Regions from separate parts of the Homo sapiens genome. Here region 2 is linked to region 1. Evidence: read pairs that join two places in POLR2A ChIA-PET (ENCODE). Cell type or tissue: PC-3. All regions are shown on one strand. Each heading gives the region's core, and the rest is flanking DNA. Links, peaks and the distances in the headings are about the cores only. Region 1 has its middle 46 kb from the start of C2CD4B. Region 2 has its middle 12 kb from the start of C2CD4B.

Region 1 (2,923 bases), core at 253-2,752:
CCTAGGAGCAATAGGCTATACCCTACAGCCTGGGTGTGTAGTAGGCTATACCATCTAGGCTTATGTAAATACACTGTATGTGTGCATATACATAGCTCCTAGGCAATAGGCTATACTATTAATATGTAGCCTCGGTGTATAGTAGGCTATACTACACACCTAGACTGATGAAATCGTCCAAAGAAGCAACACATGACTTTAATTAGAAAACAAACAAAAAAAAAGGTATCTGGGGGAAAAAAGGATGGTAGCTGGTAGCCTGTATGTCAGGACACAAGTAAAGGTATTTACAGTGCATGCTGCAGAAGAGAAAGAACAAGGAACAGAAAACCTTGGCATTATAACTGCATTTCCCTATTGGTCATAAGGCAAAGAATTAAGGCATGCATTTAAGTGGGTTTTTGGGACAAGATGCAAGTGGCAGACAAGAGTCACCAGCTTCAAGTCAAAATTGACAAGCAAGCAGAATATCTCTTGGCATACATCTAACCAGCCATAAAATAAATGCCTATACAAGCCTATCATTTAAATTGCAGGGGAGGCAGACCCTGAAACATTTCTAAGGGATTACACTGACTTAATACTCACAAAAAGTTTAAAAGTAAAAATAAGGGTATTTTGTAAATCTGTGACCTCAGAGTCTCCAATTCTGTGTTTCTCATAAGGCTTTAAGTTATTTAACTGCAAAATTCTCCCGTCCCAGGGGTTTCAGGGCTTAAGAAGGAGTCAGTGATGTGTTAAAGCAGAGGAGCCATGGAGCAGGGCTCGCTGCGCGCAGAAGCTTCTGGGGCAGCAGCTTTTGAAATAGACTTTTGAGGATGAGTGGGCAATGACAGGTTAGAGGACAGGGGCATCTGGGCAGAGGGCCAGGAGCTGACCAAGGGAAGGAGCAGTGGGAGGGGAGGCCAGCAGTGGTCAAGCCAGTCTCCAAAGGGCCTCATCCATTACATCAGGGAGCCTGGGATTCTCCTGAAAGGAAAGGGGAACTACTACAGTTTGTGAGCAGGGTGGTGTGTCATAAGCCAGCTTGTGATTTTCGGACAAGGCAGGAGACAGGTCGCAACAAGGTCTCCCTAGAGAGCAGCTCTGGGAGCTTCCATACTGTGCTTTGGTTTTATGTGCCTCTTTTGTATATTATCCTTAAGACAAGCAGTCTATTAGCTAAGTGATGAAACAGGGATTAATTCCGTTCTTCCCTTAAGAAGCTGTGAAACATTTTTTCCGGCCGCTATTTTTCTGTTAAATCAGGACATAATACCTCCCCTAGCTGCCTGATAGCCAAGAAGAGCTACTATATTTGGACATCTTACTGTGAACCAGACAGTGTGCATATGCAGCCTCTCATTTAATCCTCATAATGTCTTTACCCGGAATGAACTATTAATATTCTCACTATACACATGAAAAAACAGAGGGTTAGGAAGGGGATGTGATTCTCCTTAGATCTTATAAGTGACGTAGCCAGGAGATTCCTTTGCTGAATTTCCCAGTAATTCCAAAGGTAAACCGTGTGAGGCTCCCATTGGATTCTAGCTATTACTGCAGTCATAGGAAGTAGTGGGAAAACCCTTTCATCCTGCTCAACTAAAGTTTCACTTTCCACACAATGTGCTTCCCTTCCCTCTCCTATCAAGCTGGTGCTGCCGACATGTGTTTAGAATATGGGGTTACTGCTTTTAATTGCAGTCCCACTCATGCCTTTTCAAAAGACAGAGGTTAGGGCAGCTCAATTCAGGTCTCAGCTTCAGCAATACCGTAACCCGACTTGCCTTCTTTTCACTTACTCATCATGCCATGATTCAGAAGCCTGTTGTTCTCAGGGTAACTCACATTCATGCTGTTGCATACAGGCATTGGTCCTGACTTCCTGTTATTGCATCACTCTTATTTTTAACTGCACTGGGATTAGATGACAGAGCCTAAAGTAAAAGTAGAACCAGAAATTCCCAGAAACTCTGGGGCAGAATTGGTCACACGGTTTTGATTTTATGGTGTTTTTCCCTTGATGGAAGATAAGATTAACATAAATAATATAATTAAGGTGGCTGGAGTGTGATGAAAATAATCTAAGAGCCGAAGTCAGAAGAAGAATTCCCCGTTTCCTTTTTTCTGCTAAATTTAGAGTTGTTTTTGTTAATTGAGACATAATTCACATACTACAAAATTCCCCCTTGGAAAGGGTACCACTCAATGGTTTTTAGTATATTCACAAAGTTGTACAACTATAACTCTAATTTCAGAATGTTTACATCACCCCCCAAAAAGAGTCACTGTCCCCATGAGCAGTCCTTCCCATGCCCGTTTACTGTGTGCCAACATCATCTAGACTGTTTGCTCCTCCTCATCTTTCTCTCTCCTCTCCCTGGAATCCTCCAGCTGTCACCAGCCTGGTCACCAGAGATGAAGTCCCTCTGGCTGAGCACAGGGCCAGGGTCATTGCCATTTCACTGACCATAAACGGATGGCTGTGCCGCCCTACACAATGTTGTCTCTGACAATGAAGGAACCCCATGATCTTGCTATAACTGATAGAGAGAGTGAAAGGGTATATATGCAGTCAGAGAGGGAGGCGAAGCTGCCCCTCCCTCCTCGCATGGTTTCTGGGGCCCAACCATGCTTGAGAAATGGGCCCTCCAGGATACACAATATCAGACTGATGGATTAGGAACACTGCAGCATGCTCTGAAATCACCCACATAATTCCCGCCTCTTGCATCACGCCCATTGAAGGGAACACATATTCCTCACCCTAAGTTTTCAGGAAGAAGAGAGACTTCATTCTCTGAACCCCAAAAGGTGATGTGTACAAGGGACACCCCTCTCTGGCCCCTCATTCCCTCCTTCCCAAGGGAGGGAGACTTAGCACCACTTTATGTAACATGTAGTTTTGTCTTAATTATTGTCTGATCCTCCACTAGAACAT
Region 2 (2,923 bases), core at 257-2,756, 58 kb after region 1:
AAATGAGCATGTCAAATGAACTCCAACCACTGCAAGGCAAAATGAAACCCACGCTACCTAAAAGGTGTAGATATCAGTCCATGTAATTGAAATCTGTCGACTTGGGGGTAAGTTAAAGAAACACCGTGTTGTTGTAGAAGGCCATTGACATCTTCTCCTGGTAAAACCCCCAGAGGGTGCTGTCTTAAGGTGTTGGACAGAAACTGCCCCATGGCATCTACACACTGGATGTTGATTTGAGTTAAACTGAGCATTTGACAGAAGGATTCTGACCCATTCCCTGGAGTGATTTGGGAAGGTATTTATAAAAAGGAATGATGTGCTCCAGTGATTTACAATAATGGCATATATTGTTTTGTCTTTGGTTTGTTTCTTGATTGTAAATATTGGTCAGTGTCCAAAATTAAGATGCAATCACTGGTTACCCCAACCTGGGATGTTTATTTGGAAAAACACAAAGTGGTTTAAAATTCATACAAATCACTCTAAACCTGGGTACACTCTTTTTCTTTAAATCTTAGATTCTGCTGTCAGATCAAGAGAAAAAGGGAAAGCTTTCATATTGCTCAAAATGATTTTTTAAAATTTCCTTCATTTCTTACTTCCTTCTCAACTCTTTTCCACTCTAAAACATTCTCAACTCCCTAACTCATTAAGATATTTTATTCATAAAGAGAACTTAAATTAAGATTTAAATAAATATTTATTAAACTGTTTTCCAGATTTACAAAATCCAGCTGGGTAACTCATTGAAAATAAGTACTGTGTAATCTGTTGTCTAGTAAAAAGGGTTTGAACAGGATGTTTAGGCCACATCTCAGCTCCATCATTCCTTCTGGTATCCTGGCATCACTGGGTAAGTTCACAGTTTAAGGAAGGAATCTGAGGTGGTAGAACCAGGTGTGCTGGAGAGGCAGCCTAGGTCAGTGGCTAAGAGTGAAATTCTGGCTTCACCACTTTCTAGCTCTTACAACCTTAGGAAGGTTATGTAATTTCATATTATTATTATTATTAAAGCCTTATGATATAGTTATTATTATTATCTCCATTTTAAAGATGAGAAAACACAGAGCACAAAACCATAAAGACTGTGTCTGGGATGCAGTAAGTGTTATGTAAGGGTGTTAAGCAAGTAAGCATACAAAATGCAGGACCAAAAGAAGCAACACCAGCCCCCAAACTACACCATGTGAATTTCCAAAGAACCAAGTGTTCACACTACATCAAAACGAGCCTGTTGAATCTTTTGGACTCTGAGAAATAAAGCATAGTTATTATCAAATTAAGATTTAAATTCAATTCCTCAGCTGCGTCTTGATCACTGGATACCACTTTAATAATCACATTATTAAAGAAAGTTCCAAGTTTGGGGTGGAATACTGCAGATGAGGAAAGTAGAAATTACTGCTATATTATGATCTACACTTTGTCTTAATATGATCTGGCCCATATAAAAATGCTCCAGAACAGTTGCAAAATATGGATATTTTTCTTTGAAAACCAGCCTTTTGTCTTTATAACTTACAAAGCCATTTTTCCCAGTCCACAAAGCTATTTGGTCACAAATTTAAGAAACCAGTGATTCCTGAGATATATGTGCTTTCACACTTCAGGAAATAATTTCAAAATGATTTTGGCAGTCTACCCATTTTTATAAAGATAAAAAACTAAAATATTATTTTGTCTTAGAAATAAGTATTAATAGAGACATTATTATATCTTTGCCCCTAGAGCTTTAGAAGCAAAGATTTGTCTTTCTCTTCCTCTCTCTCTCACTCTTCCCTATTTCCTCCTTCCTGGTGAGTCTTACTTCTGTATACTAGAGTAATTATATCTATTTTTTTGAATGCTTTTGTATGTATATTATAAAGTGTTTCCTTTCTTGTTCTCAATTCAAATGGAATACTGAACTGTGCTCTCTGTATACTAAGTTAACTGGGGCCTGTCGGGGGGGTGGGGGGAGGGGGGAGGGATAGCATTAGGAGGAAAACCTAATGTAAATGATGAGTTAATGGGTCCAGCAAACCAACATGGCACATGTATACATATGTAACAAACCTGCACGTTGTGCACATGTACCCTAGAACTTAAAGTATAATAAAAAAAAAAATTTAAAAAAAAATTTTGCCCAGCTCGTTTTTTTTCTTTAACTAGAATACTAAAGAGATACAATGATCTATTTTAAACAAAGCTATTTGTCTTAGTATTTTTTAAAATAGTACAAGGTGGAAAACAAGCTCAGGGTCTATCCCTATCAGAATAGTCAAACAACCAGAGTTCATGCATACTCTAGTATAATCTGCATCTGCTTAAAAATTTGAAGTCACATATACTAATTTTAAAAAGCCAATTCCGACACATTTTAAGAGGGAAACGATGCAGATTTTCCGCTCTAGCTCTGCTATGGTTTGATTCTTTGTCTCTTCCAAAACTCATGTTGAAATTTTATCCCCAGTGTGGCAGTATTGAGAGGTTAGGCCTTTAAGAGGTGATTGGATTGTGAGGGTTCTGACACGAATAGATTGATCCATTTGTGGATTAATGGGCTATCACAGGAGTGGAAAGAGAGGAAGAGAGATCTGAGCTAGCACACTTAGAAAGCTTGCCATGTGATACCCTGTGCCACCTTGGAACTCTATAGAGAATCCCCACCAGCAAGAAGGCCCTCACTAGATGCAGACCCTCGACCCTGGACCTCTCTCAGCCTCCTTAACTGTAAGAAATATATTCTTTTCTTTATAAATTACCCAGTTTCGGGTATTTTGTTGTAAGCAACAGAAAACTAAGACAAGCTCTCTTTATATATGTGTGTGTATATATATATATATATATATATATGTATTTTTTTTCTGTGTAGCAAAATCCCATTTATGTTTTTTCTCAATGAATAGAAGGCCTGAGAAGAGTTAACCTTTCTGAAGAT

The links. Peaks named below come from ENCODE experiments on the same cell type or tissue, not always from the same donor. Only the 100,000 strongest peaks of a DNase experiment are listed, where the experiment ranks them.
Region 2: POLR2A ChIA-PET joins it to region 1 with 11 read pairs; 4 of 35 experiments call an interaction of 5 or more read pairs at or near these places.

The regions. Positions count from the first base shown.
Region 1 is chr15:62,117,732-62,120,654 of GRCh38, forward strand. No RefSeq gene overlaps it. Among named protein-coding and RNA genes, the nearest start is that of C2CD4B, 46 kb to the right of the region's middle. In PC-3, for the core only: no CTCF peak of the experiment used is centred there; a DNase peak (open chromatin) is centred at 1,810; H3K4me3 peaks cover 397 bases; H3K27ac peaks cover 1,648 bases.
Region 2 is chr15:62,175,472-62,178,394 of GRCh38, forward strand. No RefSeq gene overlaps it. Among named protein-coding and RNA genes, the nearest start is that of C2CD4B, 12 kb to the left of the region's middle. In PC-3, for the core only: no CTCF peak of the experiment used is centred there; no DNase peak of the experiment used is centred there.